4 separate regions of the Mus musculus genome follow, and all the other regions are linked to region 1. Evidence: chromatin loops called from intact Hi-C (ENCODE). Cell type or tissue: left cerebral cortex. All regions are shown on one strand. Links, peaks and the distances in the headings refer to the core of each region. The heading gives the core; the rest is flanking DNA. Region 1 has its middle 75 kb from the start of 1700061I17Rik. Region 2 has its middle 79 kb from the start of Plppr4. Region 3 overlaps Plppr4 (phospholipid phosphatase related 4). Region 4 holds the start of Plppr5 (phospholipid phosphatase related 5).

Region 1 (8,372 bases), core at 1,948-6,947:
ATGAACGTCGAAAAAGGGGGCACACAGAACAAACAGCTACACTTCATTTCCAGTAGGTGAATGGGTTTTCCATTTGCTGTCTTGCCAATCATTAACATTATGTCCAGTTCCATATCCATGATCAACTAGGTACTATAGACACCACTACTGCCATCTTGGAAAATTAAGAGGAAAATAAGTATTTCTGTACAGAAAATCACACTGCCTTAGTCAGTTTTCTATTGTAATAAAATGCCATGACCCAGAAAAATTATAAAAGAAGGTTTTTAATTGAGTTTATGATTTCAGAGGGTTAGAGTCTGTAATGGTAGAGCAAAGGTATAGCAGCAAGAACAGCTGAGAGTCCACACCTTGAACAGTAACTAAGAGGCAGAGAAAGCACACTAGGAATGATGAATCCATTGAAACCTCCTCCAACAAAGCCATATCTCCTAATTCTTCCTAAACAAGTCCACCAACTGGGGACAAAAATTTCAAGCATATGAGCCTATGGAAGTGTCTTAGTTTGGGTTTTACTGCTGTGAACAGACACTATGACCAAGGTAACTCTTTAGCAAGGAGAGCGACCGGTGCTGAGACAGTGTTTGTTTCTTCATCTTTTCTTCACCAGCTTGGACCACCTGACCTTACTTTTGTGACTTCAGTGAATGTGTGTGAGCTGAGCATGGTAGCACATGCCTATAGTCTCAGAACTTTGGGGGGGGAGGAGTGTCTAAGCAAGAAAGTTGAGACCTTTTTCAAAAAACAAAATCAGACCGAGCATGGTGATACATGCCTTTGATCCTAGGACTCAGGGAACAGAGGTAGGTGGATCTCTGTGAGTTTCAAGCCATCCTGGTCTACATAGTGAGTTCCAAGCCAATCAGTCCTACATAGTGAGACCCTGTCTCAAAAAAAAAAAAAGAGTTAATGCTAGTCTTATATATGAGGAATAGCATTCCATACAAATATTTATATTCAGCAGTCATTCATTCACTCATTCATTCATTTATTCTAACCTTAATCTTGACTCAACTACACATTCATGGTTACACCCATAATTCTTTTACATACTCAAATTTCAGAGCAAACTATTAAAATAAGATGAATATATCTTAACCAGATTTCTACTGTGGACATTTCGATGTTTGATGTTTTGCTTACAACATGAAATAAAACCTTCACTTTCAGAGCTGTTGTAAGCAGTCCCTGAAATAGCCATGAAACTCCCTGCTTGGAGCCCAACATAGAGGATACGCTCAGCTCGCTATTTTATAAAAATTCTCCCTGCTATGGCTCTTCAACGTCTCCCTAGTTTCCATCGCTTTCTTGATCTAAATCAGCAGCAGCTCATCTCAAAAATTCCAGCACCTTCATTAAACATTTATCCTTCTAGCCCTGTGCTTTTTAATTCAGTAGCCTCTGGGCCCATGCACCTACTGAAATGTAAATTTCAATTATTTGTTTTAAATAGATTTACAAACTCAGTTTCTGACTTGCACCACTCATACTTTGGGTGTGCATTTCCATGTGTAGCCAGTGACTACAATATCACGAAACACAACTCTGCTGCCATGGTACAATGACCTAATGAACAACTCAGGCAGAGAAAGTCTAAGGGAGACTCTATGTAGCAGGCATCAGGAATTAGCTGCCAAGGACTTGATTGATTCACACATATCCAGCCTCCACCCCTCCCTTTCTTACTCACACTCATGCCTTGCTCGCACTCCCTCTGACTCATGCCATCTTACTCTGTCTCTTTCTGGGCAGGGCCTCATGTAGCCCGCGCTGTCTTGGACTTGCTATATATTCAAGATAGAGGATGACCTTGAATTCCCATCCTCAAACCTCCACCCCCCATCCTCATACTGCTATCATATTGTGATAGAATTAATTAAAGTTTTAAGGCTTTAAATTACTCGCGGTTTCTGTGGCCAGGAGAATGGGACTTCTTAGTCTCCTATGTTTAGCTTAGGATTCCACTGCAAAGAGGAATTGACCTGTGACTTACAGACCTGAGCATGTAAATCGACACATGGTAACATTTTCCATTTTTCTTTGAGTTACAGGATTCTTCAATGCTTTGAAGCAAAACAGAGCAGAAAATCCCCTTATAGATTTCTCCATGTCCTGCTGCTTGTGTCTTTGCGTTGATGCCTTATACGAAGTTGTTATTCAAGGGTAACTTCCCATTTCAATTCTCTGGGACCCTTCGTGCAGAACAGTAACCAACTTATAGTTCAAGTCTATCTCATGTGATGGAGAAATGCTATGGCATGAAATGTAATATTTGCAACTGGCCATTATTCATTGTCAGACACCATTACAGAGAACCTGTCACATCTTGGCCCCTTGACTGAATGTTGGGGTACAGTGAGAAACAAACATATCTCTCCCATGGTGCTTACAGATTAATATTCCAATTCAGCTTTAGTTATATATATATGTTGTATAAGTATGTGATAAGATCATATGATGTTTCAAGTTATATCATTTTCTTACCCTCAGACTAAATGACTTTCCTTGTACAGCCACATTTAGACAAGATGTCTTTCTTTTCCCCTATATTCTATTACAGGAATACAATGTATATTATGTATATAATAACTATATATGTCACATGTAACTATATATAGTTAGCTATATATAGTTATATATGTCATATATAGTTATATATACATGTATAATGTATGTATATAGTTATATATATTTAATATATAGTTATGTATATCTAACTATATGTATGTATATATAGTTATATTCATACATATTCAAATAAAAACTACATTCTCCAAAGCTGCTCAATTCTAGTCTTACTTCAGCTACCAATTGGGCTTAGTTACCAAAATGCAAAACATCTCATACACCAGCTGTAATTAATTGGCATTGGGATTTGAGATCTTACAGATATTTCGGGTGAGGACATCAAGACTAGATATTTTTGGGAATGAAGTTAATCATAAAATCTATTAATAGTACCTTCCATAAGTTTAAGACAGGGGAGAATGTCAGCTATGCCCACTTATTTACACCTCCTGGAAACAAATGGAAATGTCAGAAGGAGGAATTACCCCAGAGTTACAAAACAAGCAAGGGCAAAGACATAGAGATGTATAAAAGCAAGAGGAAATAGGGAAACAGAATATAGGCTGGGAGAAGATATCAGGAAAAAAATGAGCAATAGAAATTTGGGTGGAGACTATGCAGTATCTTGAATGTCCAACATCCATGGCAGATGATTCATCTCTGGTCCTTTTCAGGGATCCTGACCACAATCAGCAACTCCACTCATGCTCCCTGCTGCTAATTCTTTTCTAAAAATAACTTTTTCTTCTAAACTTCTCACTAACTAAAGCATCTGTTCACACATAAGTCATCTCATTATCATTATCTCTAAGCTTAACATTTTTAAAATTCAACTCTAAATTTAATGGGCTTTTTCTTCAGTTACAGAGAAGAAAATAGTAAAATAATGAATAACACGGGGTCAGTCAAATATTTAGATCACTAACATAAATTCCAGCCAAACTACTTATAAGGACAAGGCTAAAATAGACACCATGTGTTTCTCTCACTCGGGGTGAAGGTGAATATGTTTAATTCACAACAGACAGGAAAATATTAGGTATGCCCACTTTGCAGAAATGTATTCTATGAAAAGTCAGTTGTCATTTTTTTTGTAACATTAATCCCCTAATATTCCCTAAATGGTTCTGCCCTCTAAATGGCTCCTTTTCTCTCAGCCAGCATGCATGTGTGTGGACACATGTGTGTGTGGACAGAGGGGAAGTGAGAATAGGGCAAAAGTGGAATGAAGCTATGATGCTATGATGCTTCCAGTGAGCAATGTACTGCAGGCTTGTGTCATTGTTGGCACAGTAAAATTACCTAATGTACTGAAATGACAAATCATTTCGTGCTTCAATTTTATGCAAACTGCCTGTGCTTTGAAAGACATACTCTGCAGGAAGGGGGCCTACATGGAGTACTTTAAATTGAATAGCAAATGAAAAGGGAAACTGGAGGGAAAAAAAAACTGTTTTGTCAAATATCTTCAAAATAGACCAGCCGAATGGAATGTTTATCTGTCTCTGCCACCTTGTGGCAAATACACATAATAGTTATTGCAAATCCAGTTTCAGGAAACTAAGCATTGCAGAATGACTGAGCATAAACACACTACAATGGGGAAATATAGATCACTTTTTATAGTTACTAACAAAATAATTGTAGTCACTGTGTGAACTTAGTGCAATGTCTGTGGCTTGGTTTAGGAGTGGTCGGAAAAGGGTGGTCATAAGCACACAATACTGAATGGCTCAGGCAGAAATGGGATAACTTTTGTTTTAGGCCTTTAAACCCGTGTAATGGTGATTATCTGTGTTTTACCCAGAGACTGTACAGGATTTTATGATATACGCCATTCAAACGGAATGACGACTATTTACCGAAGACAACTTGTATGTCAGATACTAGATTTGCTCTTGGGAAGAAACTAATAAGCAGAATCAACAAAGATGTTGCTTGCATGGAGTATATGATATCCATTTTGGGGTCCGCTGTGGTTCCATGTCCTCCACTTCCTCCCTCTTAGGCATCGATGCACACCAGACTGAAAAGAGGAAGCAGAGTCCAGAATAGATGGAGTTCAGCAGGATCCTGTTCCAATTCGGAGTGAGTGCAAGGGGCAAGAAAAAAGACTGGAATAAGGCCTTCTGGGAGTATCCTGGAGTTACAGCTCTTTTAAGCAAAGGCCTTCTCCGATGATCTTCAATGAAACATCTCTCTGAGACTAGAAGATCTTAGCTTGTGCATATTTCTTTACTCAGAGTGGGTTGTTTATTCAAGAGTATATATGGACCTGAGAGAATGGGAAGGAGAGTTTTCAGGGTAAAAAAAATCAACAGCTAGAGTTTTAAAGTTCTGTGAGTGCCTTGTTTGCATGGAGAGGCATTCCAGGAATCTCAGATGCTTGCTAGCAGGCTCTTGTCAGGAGAAAGGAAGCTGAACATGTAATCTCACCAAAGCTAAATGACATTCTGTGGGTAGAGGATGTAGGGATTTGGGGCTCCCCAGATAAGGTCAGAGAAGAAGAAGCCCTGATGGTAAAGGGGGTTCCCCATTTTGCACAGAGCTAAGAAAGCTATCCAGACAATGGCACACTTTGATCATAATTAGCAGGGCTCAATAGAATGTAGATAATATTTGAAGGAAGAGAATGTGGGACTTAGAGTCAACAGCAAAAGTAGATGAAGCAGGCAGAGCTCTACTAAGGAAGGAGAAGTCAGGGAGGCTAGTTGTCCTCTCAATGTTGCAAAGAACATCAAATTGCTCTAAAAATAATCTATTTTCTTTCTTTTTTTAAGAAATAAAAAGTGTTTCATAGACAATGGATGCTGAGGTATGCATAGAAAGGTGCATGGGCAAGTCCATAAGAAAAAACTCTAGAGAGTGCGGTGGCCTGAAACATTCCAGGGCCAGAAAAGTTAGAAACCATGGCTAAAGAATCTAGAAAAGCATGTAGGGACCAGAACCTAGAGGCCATGTTGTGAATGTAAGTGTTAAAAGCAATGGGAAGCCATTAAAGGGGTATTAGTAAGGGACTAACATGCCTGCTTGCTTTTAAAAATATTAGCTATCTAAATATTAAGAAAACAGAATAAATGAGACAAAGTATAATGCTTTTATTAATTTTCATGCATTTATGGTTTGCTAATTCAGTACCAATGTCCATTCTACACTTTTAAGTGTGAATATTTGATCTTCCCTGCCTATAAAGTAAACAATAAAGTAGATGATTGCAACTGCTTCCACAAAAGATAGTGGTGGCGTGGACTAGAATGTTGGCCATGGGGACAAATGATGAAGATGACTGGAAAATGAGTAGAAAAACCAGTGACAGGTGACAGACTGAGTTTAGAGATAGAGAAAGAAATGTCAAGTATTTCTAAGACGGGTGGTCTTAGCTCGCTGGACGGGTTGTGGTACCATATCCTAAAAAGAACTTCAAGGACCATCAGATTCTATAAATGGTGAAGGGAGGGGTGAGAAGACTGCCTACTCATCTTGAGAATCTTGACTGGATGTAGGGAGTTTCTGAGGCATCTAGGAATGGATATGTATGTCTGAGAAACAAATGCTCTCAGCCAGAGAAGATTAAGACACAAGAGTTATAAAGGAGTGAACAGTCATTCCATTAAAGGCAGCTGAAAGGATGAGGAGATGGCTCAGTGGGTACACCACTTGCAGCACGTGGATGAGGATACAATTGGGATCTCAACTGGGGAGACTGCTGGCAAGGTTGGCTGGTTAGACTATCTGAATCTGAGTTCAGGTGAGAAGGCTTTCCTCAAGATACAGGATGGAGAATGATCAAAGCTGGGGGAAGCATCACCGTTGGCCTTCACATGCTACATTTGTGTATGCTGTGCATCAACGTCCACACGTGTGTGTGCACACACACAAATGCACCATATAAACATGCACACACAAAAAAAGGAAGGAGCAGGATCATCTATCTAGCACAAAGTTAAATATTAGAATACTATTTATGGAAGTTTTGTGATGGCAGACAAGCAAATAAAATCACATAAATAAATAAATAAATAAATAAATAAATAAATAAATAAATAAATAAATGAAATGGTCATTCCTTGAGTAGCAACCCATAAAATACACTTAGCTAGCAAAAATAGTTGTGAAGATTTTATAAGGAATATTTTCATGGGGTGCCTGCATATGACATAGTCCACAGGTGGCAAATGAATTCTTAGATTTCACACAGGAATAACTAATCATACTGACTTGCATTGCTTCTTAAGATATTATTTTCTATAAAGATGACTGTAACACTCATCTGTTATCACTTATGATATTAAACAATTCAATTTGTGATGATTTGTCACATCTTCACATTTGGTCCATGGTAGCCATTTCTTTTCTTTTTTGTTTTTTTTCTTTTTTGTTTTTTTACATGCATGAATCAAGTAATAAAGTTTTATTGTCACAGGTTTTAATTTTTCAGTTTACGACAAATAACATGGCACTTTTTATTTGTAATAATAAATGAGCCTCTAAAAATGTCTCCCTTTAATAACAGAATTCTTTGAATTGGAAAGTGAAGACTAAAAAAACAAGAGTACAGAAATACCCAAATATGCTAAAACTTGGGGGTGGGGCTAAAGTTTCCTTTTTGTTTAGAATGACTGTACAGAATTAAGGAAGCTGGTGGGACGTCGTTCCAGTACTAGAGGCCCAAATGGTAAAAACCTGGTCTAGCAGCGCAGGAGTAGGGGTGGTGGCAAGAGTAGTGAGATGTTGGCATGGATCAGTAGTGCTGATGTAAGGTGATGGTGAGCTTGTCCTAGTGATGACAGTAAGGACAGGTACCAGTGGAAGAAAGGAAGGGAGAAAGGGTCTCTGCATTTGCTTAGAGCAGCACTGGTCTACCTCCATGGCAGCCATTTCTTTTCGCTGTTGGGTGTTCACAGAGAATCAAATTTCTAAATTACTTCAAATCAGGTAAGGTAACCTAACTCCTTTAAAGGAGTTAACTCCTTTTAACTAATTCTGCTTCTTTTTTGGATGAATTTAAATTTTAAATCTACATTTAATTTCATTTAAGCATTTTATTTAATTGAATTTCAACTTCATTTAAAATTCGGATTTGTTTTAATGAATTTCAATTTGAAGTTTAATCTTGTTTAAAGTTTAATTTAATCTTCAATTTTAAATGTTAGAAATATAAAAAAGAGAGCTAGCATGCCATTTGGGGAAATGGCAAAAGAGGAAGGAAAACATTTGAAGTTTCCCTAAATAGAATATGACATACAAAGGTAACCGAAAATATTTCAAAGGTGGACAAGCAGTGTTGTTATACATAAGAAGAGAAGCCCTTGGGTGACACTTTTTCCTGAAAGAACATGATGAACTAGATGAACAAGAGTTGTTTTACTAACCTCTAGTACCCAACATTGTTTCTATGAGGTTCTCAAATGATACAACATTCTTAAAATCTTAATATCTAGAAAAGCATTTTTTTATCACTAGGAACTATGGTGGTTTAAGTAGGAATAGCCCCCATAGACTCATATATTTGAGTGCTTGGCCCATAAGGAGTGGCACTATTAGGAGGTGTGGCCTTGTTGGAGTAGATGTGGCCTTGGAGAAACTGTGTCACTGTGGGGGAGGATTTTGAGGTCTCCTATGCTCAAGCTATGCCCAGTGTGACTCATAGTCTCCTTTTGCTGTCTGCTGATCAAGATGTAGAACTCTCAGCTCCTTCTCCAGCACCATTTGCAGCATGTCACCATGCTGCCATGCTTCCTACCATGATGGTGATAGACTAAATCTCTGAAACTGTAAACCCACCCCAATTAAGTGCTTTCCTT
Region 2 (8,372 bases), core at 1,916-6,915, 290 kb before region 1:
TTATTTTTTTTTATTATCCAACTTCTTCATTATTTGGCTTGCATCTGGAAGAAGCATGGGCCCAACCAAAAGTGCTGTAGAAAGAAAGAAAGAAAGAAAGAAAGAAAGAAAGAAAGAAAGAAAGAAAGAAAGAAAGAAAGGAAGAAAGAAAGAAAGAAAGAGATAGAGAGACAGAGAGAGAGACAGAGAGAGAGAGACAAAGAGACAGAGAGAGAAAGGGAGGGAGGGAGGGAGAGAGAGAGAGAGAGAGAGAGAGAGAGAGAGAGAGAGAGAGAGACTATATGAACACTCCAAAAGGGACTGAAGTAAAGGATAACAAGATTGACAGTAATCAAGATGATGGTCAACAAGGCCACTGTAGGGAACTTCTATCTCTTTCTAGTCAGAGACTTGCCTGTGTAAGCAAAGTGTAAGTCAAATTGATGTTAGCTCCAGAATTCTTCTGTAAACTATTTCAGAGTTACTACAAAGTAGGAAACATTGGGAAGGTTCCTGGAAGCAGGAAGGAAACTCAACTCATACCCACCAAGCCTCCTCAAATCCCATTTCAAACTGGGCAGCACCCTGCTTGGGTGACTCCTCTACCATGGCACCATCTGAGTCAATGGATATGGCTGGGAAATCATCAATGACCTGGGCACATCTGGGTTCTATCTCTGTTCTAGGCTCAGGAGCACCTTAGTTTCTCTGATTTCTTCTTCTGCAGACTGCCATCTTGATTAGAAGCTAATATGCTAAGCTCTTCCAAGTTCAACTGATGCGGCTTGGAAATTTCTTAAATAGGAAGCTCGTAATTGAAGGAGCTTTTGATGGGTATTTTCACATAGGAACTATTATTATTCATACATACCCTTTTCATATTGGGAATGGGCAAAGAATAAGAAGAAACCACGTGGCTAAGTGCATTTCTGATTCAAAAGAAAGAGACAGAAAATGCAGGTGTACCTCACTGTGAGAGTAAATAGCAGCACTATTTTTATAAAGGAAAGTAGAGAAAAAGTCCTACTATGTACATTTCTGCAACACCAAACCAGACAGTGTTAGAGGCAAAGAAGTAAATATCTGTCACCAGGGGAATCATTCACCAATACAAGACATGCATTAAACTCTCACAATAGGATCTCCCAATAAATGATTCATCCAGATGCTAATATTTAATCAGTTCCTACTTTTAATTAATTTAAGAGCCTCTCAACATTTCAGCACATTTGAGGTGTTTTTTGAGGGTTCGTTGTCCAAGGTTAATCCCTTAATCAAACTTGCCTTTTTAAAAAACACAAATAAATGATGCAATGTAAAGCCTATTATTGTTATGTCATACAAAATGCTAATGTTGAATTGTTTTCTTTAGGTAACCAGCATTTTTACCTCTGAAATTTCCTTGTAATGTAATTGCTTGATTTAGGTTATCTTTGGAGGCATGCAAACTGCTTGGCTGCAGCTTATAAATATATTTCCGTTGCCTGGTGGTCTTGCTTTTTAATGTTTGTAGCACTGAGCATTTTACCTGTCTAATTTTATATTCCAAGTCATCGATGAAATGTTTTCTGTGTTCAGTGAAACTGTAGATGATGCCAGATTATTAGTAGCCAGATTTCTTTGCATTGAAATTGAAAAGATTCTCTCCCACAATCCTTAGTCAGGTAAAGCCGCTGCCCTGAATTCTTACGTTTTTCCACAAGAGGGCTCATACCAGACCAAAGCTCTGCCTGCTGCTAGTGATCTGCCTACATCTCTTGGTGAAAACCAGAGAGACAAGAATTTGAAATATTCCCCAGAGCACTAATTAGATTTCAAAAATCAAGTAAGCAGATATTTTCAATAACTGCAGTTGGTTGATAATGTTAACAGCCAAGTTTACAGAAGCATCCTTTATAGCAGATGATGTCATGTGTGAGATGGTAGCCATACAGCTATTGTCATTGCTGTCGTTGTGAACGTGCTAAACTCAGGTCTGCTGAAGGACATGACTGTGGAGCTCGATTGTCAGGGTTTGAGTTCCAGGTCGGATGTTTTTATTATTTCGGCACCATCAGACAACATAGTCACTGTTGCTGTCTCTTTTAGCCATCCTTAGCTCCTCTTCTTGAACTGTGATTGTTGTAAGGAGTAAGAGAACTAAGCCAAGTAAAAGCAGTGAGAAGAAAGTCTGTGATGTATTAAGTGATTTGTAAACTTTGGCTACCACTGCTACTACTGAGGCACAGAGAGATTAAAAGACAAGCCCCAAATCACATTTGTTGACTGAGAAGAGACAAGCTGTAGCCTGGGAAGTGTGTTAGGGTATGGAACAAGAATACAAACATGCCGCCTCTTTATCCTTCATCCTCTTCCAGCAAAACAAGATCCAGTTCTTACTGCTTTCTGTGCCTGTGGACTACCCAAACCTCTAATTTGATCATGCATCTCTGTTTTGAACTCAGACACAAGTCTACTTGAGAGCCAGCTCCGTGTCTTATTTATGTGCATAACCACATCACATAGCAGATGCTTGCCAATGGTAAACAAAGATGATTTGGAAAAAAAAAAGCAGTAGTGAGAATACACTAATTTCTGTAACTGCATCATGCAGCAGCTTTGTTACTCATCTTACATGTATGGAGACCACAGTTCTTAAGAGCTCTATCAGCACAAGCTCAGAACTTAAGAAACGCCATGGCTTCAAAGCCCATGCTTCTTGTTCTTGTTGTTGTTCCTTTGCTTGTTGTTGTTGTTGTTTAACTTTTTTCTGTTTTTCTTTTCTTTTCTATTCTGTTCTGTTCTGTTCTGTCCTGTCCTGTCCTGTCCTGTCCTGTCCTGTCCTGTCCTGTCCTGTCCTGTCCTATCCTATCCTATCCTATCCTATCCTATCCTATCCTATCCTATTTTTGAGACAAGGTGTCTCTACATAGTCCTGGTTGTCCTGAAACTCACTACTTACACTGAACTGGCCTCAAATTCACAGAGGTCAGCCTGCCTCTGCCTCTAGTGCCCTGGCATTAAAGGGGTGTACCACCCTGCCCTGCACCCTGCTAGTTGTGCTCTCTTTGCCCTTGCTTACAGCACTTTATATGTTTTGTGGATAAAGGTAAAATGTGAAAAACCACACCAGAAGCTTACACAAATCTTCTGGAGATAATGGAGAGGTGAGGAAGGAGGGGACTAGAAGAAAAGAGGGGGAGGGGAGAAAGGGTTCTGTTATCAGCTGATTGTGCTCGGGAGGGGGAGGGGAGAAAGGGTTCTGTTATCAGCTGATTGTGCTCGGGAGGGGGAGGGGAGAAAGGGTTCTGTTAGCAGCTGATTGTGCTCGGTCACTAAAGCCTTCCCTTACTACTAGACAAGACAGACATGAACAGAGTAATCACCCAAGTAATTGACAATCAGAAAACAAGATGTACATGGGAATGGGAGTGTTCCAAAGTGAACACACATCACTTTGTCCACTAGGTGAAAATCTCCCTCAGGAGACAGCCGAACTGAAACCCAAGTGATGAGCTAGGAGGTAGGACAGGAAGAAAAGAGTAATATTCAAAGCAGAAGAAGCTACCTGTCCAAAAAGCCTGCAGCAGGAGTCACATCCTGCTGAGGAAAAACAAGAAAAAGAGAAATCACAGCTGAGTGTTCAAGAGGTGGCTCAAAGGTGGAAGGCAGAGAATTAGTCGTCTTAAAAAAAATACAACAGAGGATAAGAGTAATAGCATTACTCTGAGGGAAGGAAGTATACACACACACACACACACACACACACACACACACACCACACCACACCACACCATACACACCACACACACCACACACCACACACACACACACCACACACACACACACACCACACACCACACACACACACAGCACACACTACACACACACACCACACACACCACACACACACCGCACACACCATACACACATACACACACACACACACCACAAACAGACACACACACCACAGACACACAACAACAACAACACACACACACCACAAACACACACATGCTTAGAATATAATGGAATCAGGATTGTCACTTTTAAAAGTCCAAAATGTTGTGAGAATACGAGAGGGCAAGGTATTCTGCATAGAGGAGCACAGGAAGAAAAGAACTGGCAAGCGTTTGGCTGACATGGGATCTGAGCATCCAGGTAACGGTGTGAAGAAACACTCCAAGGAGTAAACACTGCTCACAGGCCTATTCTCTGCAGAAAGAATTAATGAAAAATAAATAGGTAACAACAAGTGAGAAGAAACTTTAGTATTTTCTATGTGTTTAAAAATAATATCCCCACTAGAAAAGGTATCTTTGATAACAATTTTTCAATGCTTGGAAATAAATGATAAAGATCATACCAAAATACATAAAGCATGTAAAGTCATGTCCAGATGAAAACATACAGAATAATATGCAGGTGTAAGGGGACTTATGAAGAAACTTAAGAACTTCAAATGAAATGCAAAGAAACTAGAAAAAAACGATACAAGCAACTAGACACTAAACAAACAGTAAGGCAAAAACTGAGTCAGAAAAGGATAGCAGTATATATCTCAACCAAATGGAAAGGATGAAGGAAAAAGGAGCATCAGACACTAAAATCAGCATCACTATAGATGTGTTTGCTGTTAAAACAAAAAATACAGACATAAATAGTGTTATTGTCAAAAATTGCAAATATTAAATGAAATCAACAAATAGAAAAACACTGTTTTCCAAAACTAACAATTATTATTGGAAAATCAGAACTGTGCTACAGCTGACAAAAGGGAAGAGTGTATTTACTGGGGTGGTCGGTGTTTTTCTACTTCCTAATTTCTACGATTCAGTGTTATTCAGCATTTCCGACTGCTACCACGAGGTGGCAGACGTCTCCAAACTATGGTGGGTAACCGTGTATCTGCAGGACACCATCTTTGTGTGGTCTGCAGCAATCACAAACAGAAGGCATGTCAATCTAAATCCTTTTTATTATCGTCGGTTCAGCATCTGCATTGTTTTCATGAGAGAATAGATACCAACAGGAACAAGAATGTGTTTAAAAATTAAAAACAGGTTCGATTAGCAGATGTTGAATCCCACCCTAACAATAGAACCTTCCACTTCAGGCTCAGAACAAGGCCAGGGAAGTGGAGCAGCCTAGCACAGATTCCCATCTCCATGACAACCTTTTCGGCTCCAAGCACAATTAAAGAGACAGCATCATCTTTTTTGGAGAGAATACATATAAATGTATTTTGGAGAGAATATATATATATATATATATATATGAATCGTGACTGTTATTCATTTTTTAAAAGAAATTAAAATTTGATTCTGATTACTGAAGCTAAGTTATTGATGGATGGAGAAGCACGGATTTGAAAAGGTTTCACATAATTTCCATGTAAATGAAAAGATATATGTGCCCCTATGTACTGGAGTTATTGCTATTCTCTTTTGCTTTGTCCCGGACAGTCTCAAAAATCCTAGCTTGGTCCCCTCTTAAGACTTGCTGTATTTGTGGGTCAAAAGAAAACAAAAGCTGTTCATCCATTAGCAATTAGATTTTGAGCAGATGGTCCAGAACATGTAGTGACTTCCTAGGGGTCCTGTGATACCCTAGTCTGCAGCCTGAGAGATCCTTTTCCTCTTTGGAAAAACAGTACTGAGATTGTTCACTTGCCATTTGAGGAAGGTTGTAGGACCCAGCTTACCTCTCTCCTGCAGGGAGTGTTTAAATTTTTTTAGGACTTCAAAATATCCAAGGTGAGAAGAAAGAAAGAGGGGGGGGAGGGAGGAGGGAGGAAGAAGGAAGAGGGGGAGGAAGAGGAGGAAGAAGAGGAGGAGGAAGAGGAAAAGGATGAGTAGGAGAAAGAGAAGGAGGAGAAAGAGGAGGAGAAGAAACAGAAAAAGCAGAAACAGGGCAGAAGCAGAAGTGGAGGAGAAAGAGGACGAGGAGGAGGAAGAAGAGGAAGAGGTTTTCTGTATATTAGGATACAGGATACATTAAAATAATTGAAATGGTGAGTGGAGACCAATTGTGTTGCTTCTTTAATTCATTAATAGGGTGCATTAGTCTGGGTTCTCTAGCAGAACAGAGACTCCAGTAGACAGGAAGTAGGCTCTAATGCCAGTGAGAGCGAGCAGGTAAAGAGGGCAAGCAAGCGTCCTTCTTCCACGTTCTTTACACATGCTGATTGCAGAAGGTGTGGCCCGGACTAAAGGTGGATCTTCACATTTCAAAGACCCAGAGGTGAAGTAGATCTTCCCAGTCAAAACCCCTCAGAGATGTGCCCAGCCACTGGGGGTTTAGTTAATTCCAGATGTTGTCATGTTGACAACCAAAAATAGCCATCCCACCAGGCTAGGGTAGTGGCTCAGTGCAGACGATGTTTGCTTTGCAGATGTGAGGATCTGCAGAATAGATACCCCAGAACCCACATTACAAAGAGCCTGTAGTGGTTGTTCGTAATCTCAGCCCTGGGGAGGGAGAGTCAGATGAGTCTATCGCTGGGGCTCATTCAACAGCCAGCAGAAGTTCCCTGACAACCATGCCAGTGGTTCCTTTAAAAAGAAATTAATTCAGGGAGTGCCTGAGGAATGAAAATCACAATTGTCCACTGGCCTCCACATACGTGAATACAAGCGTTGAACACATGTGCACATCATATGCACATGTGAATGGATTCAATTTTGTGTTATTTCATGAAATCCTGAACATGAAGACTTAATTGAACTAGGACTATAAACATTTCAAAGGATGGTATCAAGAGGGAAGAGGGTCCAGGTATCTAAAAGACTTTCTAAAAGGTTGTAATAGCATGCCATTTCATTAAAAGGGCAAAAATGTGCTTGGTTTCACCCTGCCTGGGAGTACATAATTATGCTTTCTCATTAAGCAGAGAGGCAGAACATGGGAGGTTGACTTTGCCCACTATGGTTCTTGACCAACTATGGCTTTTGTGTGTGTCCTGCGGATGCAGGCCCTTTGTTTGTTATCAAGAGTTCTTACTACTGAGCTGTCTCCCCGACTTCTGAGTATTTGCATTTGTTTCAAATGTGCTAATTTCTTATCTCTAACACCTTTGGTGAGTGTCAAGATATTTTCTATTGTCTATTGTCTATTTAAAACCATTTTTATTTCTCTACTTTTGAATTTTAGAAGTCTTTTCATAGATTTTGAGTATTTTGGTTTACCAATATTTCTTTCAAGTATGTAGGCAAAGCTTTTTGGGGGTTTTGTTTGTTTGTTGTTTGTTTTATTTTGTTTAGTTTTATGCTTTGGCAGAAAATCTAGAAAGTGTTTGCTTAGGTGCTAAGGTCACCGAATTTCTATTTTCTAAGCTTCTATGGGTGATGACAATACAAAATTAATTTTAAAGAGGTGAAGAGATTGCTCAGTGGCTATAGCCTGTACCACTATTATGAAGGATTCGTTTGGTTCTCAGCACCCATATTGGACAGATCATAATCGCACGTAATTCCAGCTCCAAGGATACTTAATCCTTAATGCCTTCTCCTGCAGGGCACCTGAGCTCACATGCACATATACATACACACATATACACATAATTTAAAAATAAAAGTAAATAACATTGGGAAACATTATCACTCTCACCCAGGAATCAAATATTTGAGAGGTTTAATAATAGAGTTTGTTCTCAGACTAGCCTAGGATTATGTATACATAATAAATCTGATTAACTTGGCAAACATTTCCCTGCATGGTCCAGGTATCTAAAAGACTGTGGTATTTCCCAGAAAAACCCATACATATGATCACAAAGGAGCTTCGAGGGGTAGGTTCATAGTATAACTCGTGTTGCTAGGTATTGTCTCTGGTAAAAACTGTGCTTCAATTTTAGCAGAAGGCAAAAATTAAAAAAAAAAAAAAAGAAAAAGAAAAAAAGTTTTAAAATGTTTTTTTCAAAAAAAGCAAGGTTAAGTAGACACTTCACTAGAAAAAAAAAACTGTTTTCTAATTTTAAAAAATGTTAAAAAGAAAATGAGAGAGAGTATTATTCTCCTGCTCATAACAGGACACCCAAATCCACTTCTTGCATTTGCCCAGTGCATCCCAGCAGCACCAATAGACCTGGCGACAATGCTGAGTGGAAGTGGCCCCTGAACACTCTGCTTCCCAAGAGAACCCCTGTGCTAGCACAGATCTGGGCAGCAGTAACTCCCAGAAGAAAACGTGAGACTGTACCTGAGGAACGGAGACAACTTCTGAAAGTGTAAAGAGAACACCTGGCAGTCCCACAGGCACAACTTAAGGACAGACAGATGGACATACCAAGACCTGGAAAGCAGGTGGGGAAGCAAATGACTAAAACTAAAGGACGGACATTCATCCTAAGTGCCTTGGCTTATCTCAAACTGAACTGCTGCCTAAGTGGGGGCGGGGGAAGCCATGAGGACACG
Region 3 (5,000 bases), core at 1-5,000, 200 kb before region 1:
AAAAAAAAGCCATTGAGTCGGTGGGGTGGCTCAAGCCCAGTGACCTAACTTCAGTACCTGCCACCAACATGGTAGGAGGGTTAGAAGGAGAGGATAGACTCACTCCCACATGTTGCCCTTTTACCTCTGTATCAAAATGTACAACATACATACATGCATATATACATAAATGCATACATTCATACATATGCACACACATATATACATACATGCATGCATGCATGCATACATACAAACACAATGAATAAATAAATAAATGTCATTTTCAATAAAAGAGGACATTGTTGTCTAGATTTTTAAAAAGAAATAGATAGAAATTAAATAACATAGCCAAGCTTATAAAGCAAAATTTGAGACAGAGTGGGTACCAAATCAAACTTCATGTTCAGCATCACAGACTGGTACATGCCACTTACAGAGAGAATACACACACAGGCAGTTACTCCTTCTGCTTCTTCTCTGTTAAGAGCAAGAAGATGGCACCTCGGAGGATGGGCTGAGGTGATCCCTTGGGCCAAGGAGTTTGAAGCCAGCCTTAGCAACATATCTTAGACCCCGACTCATAAAGAAAACAAGCAGACAAACCAGCAACAACAAAGCAGGAAGCTACGGTAAGGTGTGAGCACATTCTCAGAGGTGGGAGAGACCTGCATCCTCAGCTCAGCTGTCCTCAGCTGGAAGACGCTCAGCACAAACACTTAGCAGACAGTGTGCACACGCCACACTCTCTCACCAGCCAGCAGCTAGTGTCCCCAGGTTAGTCAAGGAACAGAGATGATCCAGCCCACTTACTCTGGCAAAGCACCTCTATAATCCTGTGAGCACAAGTCACACTGGTTAGCTTCTAAGTTCAAGCAAACCTGTCCTGGTTCACAATCATGCTTGACAGTAAGTTAATGGGAAGGATGTTGTTGTCATCGTCATCGTCATCGTCATCATTGTTATTGTTGTTTTCTTTTGTCTTCTGTTTTGCTGATAAAAATGTTCATGGTTGGCAGTAACATCCTGTGGTAAATTGCAAAGCAAGATGGCTTCTAGAATAGCACCCTACTTTATTGATTAATTGGATAATTCAGTTTTCCACTTTTCAACATGAGAAAAGAAAGACCGCCTATGGATAGACCAGACCCTTAAACAAGAAGACATCCAATGTAGTATTATATTAAACCAAAAGTAGGCTAATATGTGCTTGAATTTTAGTTTGCAAAGCCTTCTCCAAGTGATACCTGTCTCTCCTGTTTTGGTGACTGCAGCTGGGAGCATAGCTAGCTAGCTAGCACCAGCCAAAGGCTGTCCAGGCTTAATCACTGAGTCTTACATCCCCTGAAGCTGGCAGTCCGGGTGGATCCCCTTTATGCACAGCCCTATAACAACCCCCTATGCTCAGGCACATAATCTTTTCTCATTAGTCACAGTACTTCAAGGTCATTCAACATGTCATGTAAATAATAAACCATTTGTAAAGTCCCCAAATGGAAATTATGAAAGGGAAATAAGGGAATAAATAAGAAACAGATTTCTTTTTATTTTAACATTGTTCAGCTTTGTAGCATATTTTTCAATCTGTGAGATAATGCTTACCTGTAGAAGAGGAAGAAATGTTTAATGTATTTTAAGGGGATACATATAAAGATAAGACCACAATCTTTTGTTTTATGTAAATTCATGCACACGCTCAAAACTCTGCACCCAGACACATTGGTGGTGTGAGAAAATATAAAACAGAGTCAGAAACATATAACCCAGGCCTTTTAACCTAAAGGTAAATAAAATTATTTCTTTGGAGAAATTTTTCAAGATATTTGTATCTTAACTTTAATATGAATCCACAACATTTCCATATTCCAGATCATCGTTTTGTCAAGTTTACATAGCTTATTTCATCTTTCTGTAAAATATAGTTTATTTTCATTTTACATGAACATTAATATCAGCAAGAAAAATAGTATCACAACATCACTGATTTTCCACGTACCAAAATAGTAACTGTGACTTTTTCCATCTTTTCTAAACCAGATAGAGATAGTCTCCTCAAAAAACTCTTCTAGACTCTGCCAAGTGCGATGAGCTGGCAAATCACCCCTCCCCAGTTGGTTACAATCCACAAATTGATGCAAAGTAGGAAAGTAGGAAAGAAGAGAATAGATTTCCAAGTCCTAGAGATAGGGTTAAATGAGGACACTTCTCCAACAGCAAGTTTCAAGCACACAACTCTCTGTTAGTGACTTCTCCTCTCTCTCTTCAAAGGCACAATCTCTATCTTTTCTCCATGAGTAAATGTCCTACATTTTTTATATCAGGAAAGTATTAGTTCTTTTCTGTTGGCTTCAAAGAGAGTTATAATGATAGTGTTGTTGATAATGGTGGTGACAATGATCTTAATAATAATAATAAAATTTAGTAAATTTCAAGTGTATTTTATGTGGCAGAAGCTCTGGTTACATTATCATCCATCCTCAGAACCATTACACAAAGGAGGTAGTTTGTTCTTGTTGGCTTGAGTGTTTTTTGTTTTGTCTTGTTTTGTTTTTTTTTGTTGTTGTTGTTTTTTTGTTTGTTTGGTTGGTTGGGTGGTTTTTGTTTCTGTTTTTGTTTCTTGTAACCAGATTTCAGTTTCTATCCTAAGCTTGCCTCATATTGGGACCTTGGATTCCCAAGTGTTAGAAATATGCCTAGCTGCTAACAAGGCATTATTATCTTTGCATTTTAAATATGAAAATGGTAGCTCAGAGACAAATATCTTTGCAGAGACATTAGAGTAAAAGGATGAAGCCAAGATTTGAATCAGGCCCAGTTTTGCTCACACGCTATGACTGTACCATGTTACACCATGCATACTTCCAGTAACAATGCTGGATTTAGCGACGAAGTAAATTAAAGAGATGAGCCTGCCTTTGATTCAACGAGCTTCATGGTACTAGAGGGCATGCGATTAAGTAAGTCTGGTTGAGAGTTTGCCAAAGCAGAAGAATAAATTTTTCTGTGTATTACACTACTGAGTTTAATTTTGCTGCTATTATTTCCTGTTTGGTGGTAAGTGATTTCCTTCTGGCATGGATATTTTGAAATCCATGGTCATTGTGCACTTGCAAAAATGTCCTTTTTTAGCCAGAACAAATGGTGTTCATCAGGTGCCTGTGGAAATTCATGAAAAGCTATGCTCAGGATGGAAGGGAAGCCCTCAAGCTGAGTTTAAAGGAAGTGGCATGGGTAGGACAGGGTCACAAAGAGATAAGGCTGGATAAATGACTTGTAGCAAATCGATACACAGTGAAGCTAGAGGAGAGAGATCTTAAGAAAACTGGAGGTAGGAGTGAGTGCATGTGAGCTTACTGGAGATCTAACCTATGAGCGAGACTTGGAGGCCTGTTTAGTCATCAGATTGTCTAAGATGACTTGCATTTGAGAAATAAGGATTGTTTTTAATGCTGGAAATGTTTATCAATTGTCATTTACAGAACAATTGTCCCCTTGGAGTGTGTAGATGCTATAACATACAAAAGCCTGGGCTCTCTCACAAACAGTCTTGTACAAATTACAGAATTAAGTACTCTCATTACAGAATTGGCTACATAACCCAAAAACATCTGATGTAGTTCTGTCGTGTGTAAAAAAACTGTTTTAAAAAGTTAAAGTTAACTATATATATGTATATATATATATATATATATATATATATATATATATACATATATATATATTTAATACATAACAAGAGAAAGGTCTCCTAACTTCTGTCGTAGGTTTCTTTTCTGGTTTTTATGATTTTTAGAATTCTTATCCTAAACATTTGTTATTTTGAGGATTTGACAAATGAATATAATGAGCTTTGATAATGTCCAACCCCACTACTCCTCACTCTAGCTCCTTCTAGCCATCTTCCACATCCCCTTAACAATTTCGTACCATCTCTCCTTTTTAAAAAGTAGCATACTGAGTCCAGGGAGTAGGGGTCTGCAACCCTGAAGCAAATAGGTTAACCCTCAATTAGTGGCCATCAACATTCAATACTTCCTCAGCTAGGAGCTTGTGAATTCCTCTATTCATGCTGGGACGTTGGTTGATAGGCTTGATCTTAATCAGCAGGGAACAGCAGCTGCTGGGAGCTCATGACTGAGTGGCCCTGTAATGTCTAGAAGACACTATTTCCCAGTAGTCCCCTCTGTCCTCAACATGTGGCTCCCCAGTCTTTCCACCTTCTCTTCCACCATGCTTCCATTTTTTTCCCATTTTTTATTAGGTATTTAGCTCATTTACATTTCCAATGCTATACCAAAAGTCCCCCATACCCACCCACCCCCACTCCCCTACCCACCCACTCCCCCTTTTTGGCTCTGGCGTTCCCCTGTACTGGGGCATATAAAGTTTGCGTGTCCAATGGGCCTCTCTTTCCAATGATGGCCGACTAGGCCATCTTTTGATACATATGCAGCTAGAGTCAAGAGCTCCGGGGTACTGGTTAGTTCATAATGTTGTTTCATCTATAGGGTTGCAGATCCCTTTAGTTCCTTGGGTACTTTCTCTAGCTCTTCCATTGGGAGCCCTGTGATCCATAGTACTACCGGAGGATCCAGCAATACCTCTCCTGGGCATATATCCAGAAGATGCCCCAACTGGTAAGAAGGACACATGCTCCACTATGTTCATAGCAGCCTTATTTATAATAGCCAGAAGCTGGAAAGAACCCAGATGCCCCTCAACAGAGGAATGGATACAGAAAATGTGGTACATCTACACAATGGAGTACTACTCAGCTATTAAAAAGAATGAATTTATGAAATTCCTAGCCAAATGGATGGACCTGGAGGGCATCATCCTGAGTGAGGTAACACATTCACAAAGGAACTCACACAATATGTACTCACTGATAAGTGGATATTAGCCCAAAACCTAGGATACCCAAGATATAAGATACAATTTGCTAAACACATGAAACTCAAGAAGAATGAAGACTGAAGTGTGGACACTATGCCCCTCCTTAGAAGTGGGAACAAAACACC
Region 4 (8,372 bases), core at 1,948-6,947, 420 kb before region 1:
ATGAAAGGGCTGGAGAGATGACTCTGTGGTTAAGAGCACTGTCTGCTCTTCAAGAGGAGCTAGATTCAATTCTCAGCACCCTCGTGGCAGCTCATAATTGTTTATAACTCTAGACCCAGGGGTCCGAAACCTTTTTCTTGCCTCTTTGGACACCAGGCATGTATGTGGCACACAGGCATACATGCAAGCTAAAGACTCATAGAAAAGAAATAACAAAATGAAAACAAAATATTTTATGAAAATAATATGAGCGGATCTCAGAGATGATACAAACATTACTGGGTTCCCCCATTGGTGTGTGGAGGATATTCTCAAGTATCCAAAAATAAAGTACTAATTCCCCTTTGGTTGGGTATTGCTGATGTTGATGCTATTCTCCAGAGAAACGGGTATGCTATGCTTAAGGCCATGTTCTTGACAAGAATGGAGCAAAAACAGCTGCCACTGCTGTTTTGGCTTATCACGTCCTAACAGAATGCACCGTTCCTGTGAGCAGAGAATGAAACAGAGTCCAGTCAACCAAAACTCAACACTTCCTTCTCTTCACATTGAGTCTTAAATCTATTCATACATATCTGAGAACTAATGGTCAAAAGAAGAAAGCCAAGTTGGAGCCTCCCTTTCACCAATTTCTACGTTTTCTGTCACTGCACTTCAGGCCCAGCAGGCAGCTCCCATCTTTCAGGGATGTTCTTTGGGTGTAGCAGGAGCTTGGTACTTGGCACTTGGCACTAGTCCTCTGGATATATGAACACCAGATAGATCTACCTTTTGCTGTCATTTCATGATGTTTCCAGTCATGACATGTTTCCTCTTACCGTAAGGCAAGGTAAGATCTCCTGAAAGGCTGTTCCTTCCATGCACGTGACTGAAACAGCTCAGTTCCACTCAGTGGTTAGCTCCCTTCCCCTTCTTAGGTTCTCCCTAGGTCTCCTCTAAGCGAGGAATCACCAAAATCTTGGACCAATGTGCCCTCAACTCTAAACTGGCACCTGCCACCAAGGATAGTTGGTTCGAGACTCACAAGCACTATCTCATTGAAGACACTGAATGGCCATTACCGAAATAAAAGTCACAGAATTTACTGATTGTGGTTGCAAATAAATCAATGACCCCAAAGCAGTAGGCATTTTCCTTTAAAAAAAAAATCAAAAAAAAAAAATCTCTGAGCTATTTAGTCTCCTAGAAAGCATGTGCCTGAAAACACAGAAGCTGCAGAGGCAAAAGTCCCCAGAAACTAGGCCAGCTTTTGCTCTGGCAACTTTTCAAACTGGGAGGGAGAGAACTGGAGCTTGAAACTGCATTGAGGATTTCTGACACATTTTAGCAAATCCAGTGTCAAAAACAATAACAAAGTAAAGGCTTTTGAGGACAAGGAAGTCTTAACACCGCCCCCCCCCAACCATCACCCTCAAGCTGAGGTTGAAATCATTCTGTGTATGAGAAACAGAGTTACTTAGAAGCTAGCAAGAACTTGCTCGCTTTGTTTATATTATTCCAGTTTTGTGGTAAGAACTTTTCATTTTGAAATTTCTTAAATCACTTCCCTGACTAGGGGAGAAAAGACTTTTAAGAATGAATGAAGCCGATACACTTATCGGGATTCCCCAGTTCAGCTATGGAAAATAAAAGCCCAAGTTCCCTTGCCTTCCCTTTCATTCTCTAACTTCACTTCCTATTCCTTCTGTGGTGAGTGGGAGAGAGGGAAGAAAGAAAGAAGATGGAGCATCATGGGAAGGGAACCTCAGATATTTTGTCAATGTAAAGGAACCGTAGTGAGGTTGGTCTCCAAAGAAACATCACTCATCTGCCACCAAGAAACAAAACAAAACAAAAAACAAAACAAAACAAAACAAAATCTTTGGATTGTGTTCATATATGTATATTGTGATGTAATTATTAGCTCAAGAGTTACATCCCCTGTGTGTGAGACCATTCTATATAGTCTTACATAGTCTTGTCATGTCTCTGTCTCTTTCTCTGCCTCTCCCTCTCTCCCTCTCTCTGTCTTTCTGTCTCTCTCTTTGTCTCTGCCTCTCTGTTTCTCCCTGTCTCACCACACATGCACACACACACACACACACACACACACACACACACACACACACACTAGGAAAGGAGAGAGTGAGAGAGAGAGGCAGAAAGACCTACAGGCAGAGAAGAGGGAGGAGAGAAACTTTAAATCCAGCGAGGAAGAGAGGACGTGCTAGTGCTAGTGCTAGTGTAGTCCAAGGAGAGGATAGCCTTTAAATAAATCTAAAGTGCTCTTGTGCTGCAGGTTCCTCTGCTCCTGCTTTTCAGCAAAGTCCTGTTGCTGAGGCTTCTTCTTTTACAGATGCCCAAAGACATTTTTAGATACTTGTGAGCCGATCTTCGGCCTAATGCATCAGACTCTTTTCATCAGGAAGGAAAGGAGGCAGATAAAACAGGAGCATGTACCCCAGCCTCAGCTGACTGGGGTCACTTCCCCATCCCAGCATCTGATTCCTTTACCCCACCCCAAGCTGCTGCTTCCCTTCCTACCAAAATTCAGAACCAAGACCCGTTAGACAGGACCACAGAAGGGACCAAGTCTATTTGTTTCAGAGGCTCACTCCCTTCCTATCTCTGCCACCCACCCTACACCTTCTGCAGGTCTATTCCCCGTCTTTGAGCCACCCAGCCTGCAGGCTCAAGCAGAGGGTGCAGGGGTGGTTTGGAGAGACAGGGGTGCTTTCTTCTCACCCACCCCCATGCTCCCCAGAAGAATGTCCTCTGGGGGAAGAGGACTGCCACCAAGTTAGAGGAACTTAGATGGTGAAGGCTGGTATTGCCTGGTCCTCCCGGCTGAGTCTCAACCTGCTGAAGGCAAGAGAGGGCTAGCAGCCCGGAGCTTACCACAAGCACCGGGACGCCAGCGGCCAGCGAGTAGAGGAGCACCGGGGGCACCGCGCTGCTGTCCTCTGGGCCCGGGTAGGGCTTACGGTAGGCGCTGTCGTGGCAGAAGAATCCCTGCACGTTCACAGTGAACGTGTCTGTGTATTCGAAGTAGTAAGCCAGCATCACCGTCCCTGCCATGATCACCATCTGGAAATAGAGCATGCTGCTGATGAGCGCCACGGGCAGCAGGGGCATGCACGCCTCCTGGCCAAGCCGAGCCGAGCGGGCGGTCGACGCGCCACAGGCCCCCTCCGGGCTCCGCCGAGGCACAGCCACCGGGGGCGCGGCGGCGGGGGCGGCGGCAGGCCGAGGTGGCGCGAGGCGGAGGCTGGCAGCCGCCGAGGCAGAGGCGGAGGATGCGACTGGGCTTCGGGATGCGCGGGCAGGATGCAGAGGAGGAGGCTACCCCCGGACGAGTCCCATCTGCCCTGCCCGCCCCCTGCCCGCTGCAAGCGCCGCCTGCCCGGCCGCGGGGTCGCGCGCAAGGGCGGGGAGTCCCCAGCCCCAGCTCGGGAGCATCCGCGACACCGCGGCACTGTGGTCAAGCCCTCGGACCGGCCCGAGGCAAGCGGCGTCGGTGGCACCTCGTCCCCTCGGAGGGCGGGCGGATGTTGTATAGCTGGAGCAGCTGCCTGGAGAGGGTAAAATTCCAAATCTGAAGGGGAGGGGAGGCAGCAGAGATGGAGCTTCTAGAAACTCCCTTTCGAGTCACCAGCTGGGCTGTTTCAGACCTCCCGCACAGCGCCTGGGAAGAAGGTGCGGGGACACATCTTCAGAGCGCAAAGCCCACCGGAACGCAAAGTGTCCGGGTGGCGCCGCCGAATTGCAGTCTCTGTCTCTGCTCACAGCACTGCCTGGACTCTGTGACCCCTCCAGCGCTGGAGAGCAGCCAGAGCAGTGTGGCTTCCAAGGCGATGACAGAAATTATCTCAGAGGATTTTAGATTCTGGGTGGCTTTGCCTCCCTTCCAGTTTCCCAAGGCTTTGTAAGTAAATCAACAGATTCAAGGTTCCTAGCTTTAGAGGCATCATCTTGGGCAAACCGGCTCTTTCCTGGTTGGTTCCACGTATAGCCTTTCTCATCTTCACAGTCTCCTCTGATTAGCTGCTTGGGAGATGAGGCATTGCAGATTCTTGGGACCCAGGGGTACCAGTCACCAAGGACAGGGAAAGAACTATGTGCCTCATCTTGCTATTTCCAGAGTTCAGGGAATTGCAGGGATTCCTCTGAGGTCAGAAGACCCACACAGAGTCATAGCACAAGCACACACAATGCAGTCTTACGTAGATGTCCACGCGTGTGCGTGGATATTTAAGTAGCTTAGGAGCTATATGTATGCAGAGCCCATCCTGCAATGACTCGTAAGCTCTGCACCCAAGCAATATCTTCAAGTTACCCTGACCCTGCTCACACCAGGCAGAGAAAAAAGCATGTGCAGAAGATAAGGAGAGAAAAATAACCTTAAGAGCTCTGCTCTTTTCCTTAGAATCTGGAATTACTTACCAGGATTTCTGGGATGTTCATACATCTAATAGGCTGTAACATGGTGGCTTTTGGAGGTGGGCCTTTATCAACAAGAAAATACAACATAAACCCAAAACGACAGTTTTGATTAGGCAAATCACTGATTTTGAGGATGGGATGGTAACAGCACTGAATTTCTTGAATATTAAATAGGTGTGAGATGGGCCACCATGTAATCAAGAATATCATTTAACAACTAATTATTTCAGAGCACTCTTAGTGATGTGTGTGGCAGGCAACTTTGGCCGGTAGAAGTAATGTATGTGAGTGAGCTACCACTGTATGAAAATGTGGCCACTCGAAAGATTCAGGATGTAAGACTTCAGGAACTAAGACTAAGAACAGGAACAAAGAGCATAGCCATGGGCAGGCAAAGACTGGGTATTTGTGAGTTATGTGGCAAATGAAAAGTGAGTGAATAGACTCTCCCGGTTCAACTTTGAGAACCCAAGGTACTTTCTGGAAAGATACAGAATATCCAATCCTGGCTCCTTTAAGATTGTTAGCAACTAGCTTCTCTGTTACTGAAGCAGCCTTCTAATGGACAAGGGTTAGAGCTGAAGTAATCGTGAGATTTTATTTTGAGGATCCTGTGTAGTTGGGGGGAGAGGGGGAGATTGAGGATTGCCTGTCTTCCAAAGAAGATATGAACATGTAAAATAGTAAATCCTTATTTCTATGTTTTTTTTCAGCAACTAACATACAAAATCCAGATATTTTCCTGAGATTTTAGAATCGTATGTAGAAAGAAAACCACAAATAAACAGAAAACCCAGGAAAGAACTTTACCTTCCATACATAGCAGGATTTGTGAACTGTGAAGAACACAAGAGGTTACACGTGGGGCTAAGTAGGGACCACTCTTGAAAATAAAGTGTTCCTCCTTTAAACAACAAAGCCCAGGTTTATATTGCCAGACTTGAGGGAGTGATGTTTGAGGAGATTCGGGACTGAAAAGTGAGATGACTTCACTCTAATGAAGAATCTTAAATATTAGCATATATATTGATGGAAATGCTCCTGAGACTAGAGCAAAAATAGAATAAGAAAAGGAGTCTAGCATGGCTGCTCTCCAAGTGGCCCGGACCAAAGATTAGTCAGACTCAGATACCTACACATAACCAATGGACAGAAGACTGGGAACCCTGTGGTTAAATTAGGGAAAGACTGGAAGAAGCTGAGGAGAAGGGCGACCCCATAGGAAAATGAGCAGTCCCAACTAACCTGGACTGCTGAGATCTCTCAGACATTGAGCCACCAACCAGGCAGCATGCACAAGCTGATATGAGGCTCCAGACACATACACAGCAGAGGACTGCCTGGTCTGGCCTCAGTGAGAGAAGATGCACCTAACTCTCCAGAGACTTGCGGTTCCTGGGAGTGGGGAGGCCTGGTGGTGTTGAGGGTAGGGGTGGCAACATCCTCTTGGAACCAGGGAAGGAGGAATGGAATAAGGAACGGTTCATGAAATTTGGTCCTTAAAAATGCTCTATAGCATTCACAGGCTGGACCAACACCCATGGCACACATGTAGATATGCAGCTCCACGAGCACCCCTCCCCCAACAATGGGAGCAAGAGCTGCCCCTCCAACTGTAGCCTGACTGTGGAACCCACTTTCCAACAGAGCTGCCTCAGTGGGAGCAGATGTGCCTAATCCTGCAGACACTTGATGCACCAGGGTAGGGGAATATCTAGGGGTCCCTTGTGGAGGGGAACTGGAAGGGGACAGCATTTGGGATGTAAACAAACAAACGAACAAATGAATAAATAAATATTATTTTAAAAATAAGTGCACTATAAACCCAAATCATGACATCATGAAAGACACATCAAAAAAGTCTTGAGTATTCGCAATTTCATCCTTGACTTCTCATGACCAACATCACAGAAGAGTGCATCCTCAGAGAAGGAGGTCCAGTACTTGTCAGGGAGATAGCTGCTTTCTCAAGAGAAGATGCTAGAATGGTGATGTGTGTGTCTTCTTTGATGTTCTAACTGCAACACAATCTTTATCTCAAAGGGCAGGTGCTTCTGACTAGACCAATAGTTGGTTGTTTCCAACTGAGGCTGCCAAGATGTCTTTAAGGTGCCTTATACTGTGACTGTATTTTAATTATTCGAGTTCTCTGCATTCCCAGTATCTCAAATCTTTACTTTCAACATGGTTACTATAAACAAACTATATACTTCTTTGCTGAAACTACCTTTTCCCCTGATAGTGCATGTATGAAATTAATAGACTTGTCCAAAAGAGGCAAAATAGTTTAGAAAATGTGACTGCTGGGAAAGAGTAGAAATAGTTAATATGCCCTAAACTGAATCCTTCTGTGTTACGGAAACTCAAACTATTAAGTTGGCAAGCGTTAACTGAGACATGCTGGTCATATTCACTGTGTATCCCTGAAAATGACTGAGCTTCTCTGGGTCCATTTGCTCTTCTGTAAAATTCAGCTTACAAATCATAACTGCACAGATGTTGAAAGGCTTATATTTACAAAATGCTTCATAAATATTAATTCCTTGGGAAAGTCTGAATTAGAAAATACACACAATCAGTTGTACAGACGGCCTCATCTAAGTCAGTTCTACATGTTTTTCCATCTCTGATTTCAACTCACAATTACTCAGATTAATTCTGGGTGCTCCATTTCCCAGGCTTTAAGTGTGAGATTATTTGCTGTATGTTTTAAGCATTAAGATACACATTGTTAGGTATAAATCCATAGATCTAAGATCCCAGGGGGCATGTCAAGGTATTCAGATTCCCTGAGAATAGCTTAAAACAGCTTAAAGAAAATGGACATAAGGATGTGACAACTTGAAGTATCAACACTTTAGCCCGAGGATCAGGGATGCTGCCATTCTGCGTTAGTATCTTTTCTCTGTGAAGCCATGAGAACAGGGTCCTGGCCATGTCATTTCAGTGTCACAGTTTCTACAGCTTCCAAAATTGTTGATAACCTTGCATTCTTCACCTAAATATAATACAGAGCCAAGGCCACTCATGACAATGAAAGGCTAGCGCTACAACTTTTATTCTTTACCACACCAATATGATCCAGCCGTGGTAACACCAGCAAAATCTTCATTGATCCGTTTGGGTAAATTCCAGCCTAAAGCCCTGCTGAGCTGTCTTTGCTTCATGCTCCTAGAGAATACCTGAAAGTCATTATGTGTGCTGTGATTAATGAGGACCATCCCAAGCTAAATCACAAATCCTTCAAATACTTGGAGAAACAGAGGCTTCTTTAGCAGTGAAGCCAGGGATGTGGGTCAAATTGAGCTGGTGATATTTGCATGTCTATGTTCAAAAATAAAGATGTGAATGCTAATTGGAGCTCCTCTGCTTGTCATTGTATGTGCTGGGAAAATGATTGACAAGGGAACATAGCAGATGGTAGACATTCAGAATGATTCCTTCTTCCATATCTGGACCATAGCAACTACTAGCAGTTTTTAAATTTGGAATTATCAAGGTTTATAATCCTGACAAGTTAAAGGTCTGACTTGTTTATAACTAGACTCTGCACTCTCTGGAGCCTCACATAAAGAGAGTAGTTTGAATGCTAATATTTTGCTCATCATATTTCAGAAGACAGGCAAACTAAGAGTGGCTCTATCCTATCACTTCAGGAAAGTGGAGGGAGTTGGCAGAATTAATGGTCCTTGAGGAGAACCATTTTTGGGCTCTCTAGGAAGTAGTCATCAGTAGATATTATCACAGTGAAAAGGGAAAAGGAAAAGGAAAAGGAAGAGGAAGATGAAGAAGAAGAGGAAGAGAAAGAGAAAGAGAAAGAGAAAAAGAAAAAGAAGACCCAAGGTATTTGAAGAAACCCCCCCTCCAGTCGTTGTTGGGTTTTGTTTGTTAGTTTTTAAACAAATTATCCAGCATTTTTAAAAATTCATTTAGTCATTGATTGATTGATT

What was found. Peaks named below come from ENCODE experiments on the same cell type or tissue, not always from the same donor. Only the 100,000 strongest peaks of a DNase experiment are listed, where the experiment ranks them.
Region 2: a loop joins it to region 1, with 8 times the contacts of the local background. A loop is called at or near these places in 15 of 42 quality-filtered maps.
Region 3: it touches region 1 in a loop (2.6-fold over the local background); 4 of 42 quality-filtered maps call a loop at or near these places.
Region 4: it touches region 1 in a loop (4-fold over the local background); 2 of 42 quality-filtered maps call a loop at or near these places.

The regions. Positions count from the first base shown.
Region 1 is chr3:117,148,831-117,157,202 of GRCm38, reverse strand. No RefSeq gene overlaps it. Among named protein-coding and RNA genes, the nearest start is that of 1700061I17Rik, 75 kb to the right of the region's middle. In left cerebral cortex, for the core only: a CTCF peak has its summit at 4,078 (motif pointing left); DNase peaks (open chromatin) are centred at 3,246 and 3,985; H3K27ac peaks cover 516 bases.
Region 2 is chr3:117,435,401-117,443,772 of GRCm38, reverse strand. No RefSeq gene overlaps it. Among named protein-coding and RNA genes, the nearest start is that of Plppr4, 79 kb to the right of the region's middle. In left cerebral cortex, for the core only: a CTCF peak has its summit at 4,823 (motif pointing right); a DNase peak (open chromatin) is centred at 4,865.
Region 3 is chr3:117,351,217-117,356,216 of GRCm38, reverse strand. All of the region lies in intron 1 of Plppr4 (phospholipid phosphatase related 4), which reads left to right. Among named protein-coding and RNA genes, the nearest start is that of Plppr4, 7.2 kb to the left of the region's middle. In left cerebral cortex, for the core only: no CTCF peak of the experiment used is centred there; a DNase peak (open chromatin) is centred at 2,086.
Region 4 is chr3:117,570,438-117,578,809 of GRCm38, reverse strand. Plppr5 (phospholipid phosphatase related 5) reads right to left here and starts at 3,583. Exons shown (of 6, transcript NM_029425.3): 1 at 2,878-3,583. The coding sequence starts at 3,114. In left cerebral cortex, for the core only: no CTCF peak of the experiment used is centred there; DNase peaks (open chromatin) are centred at 3,251, 3,680, 3,965, 4,725 and 3 more places; H3K4me3 peaks cover 2,619 bases; H3K27ac peaks cover 2,578 bases.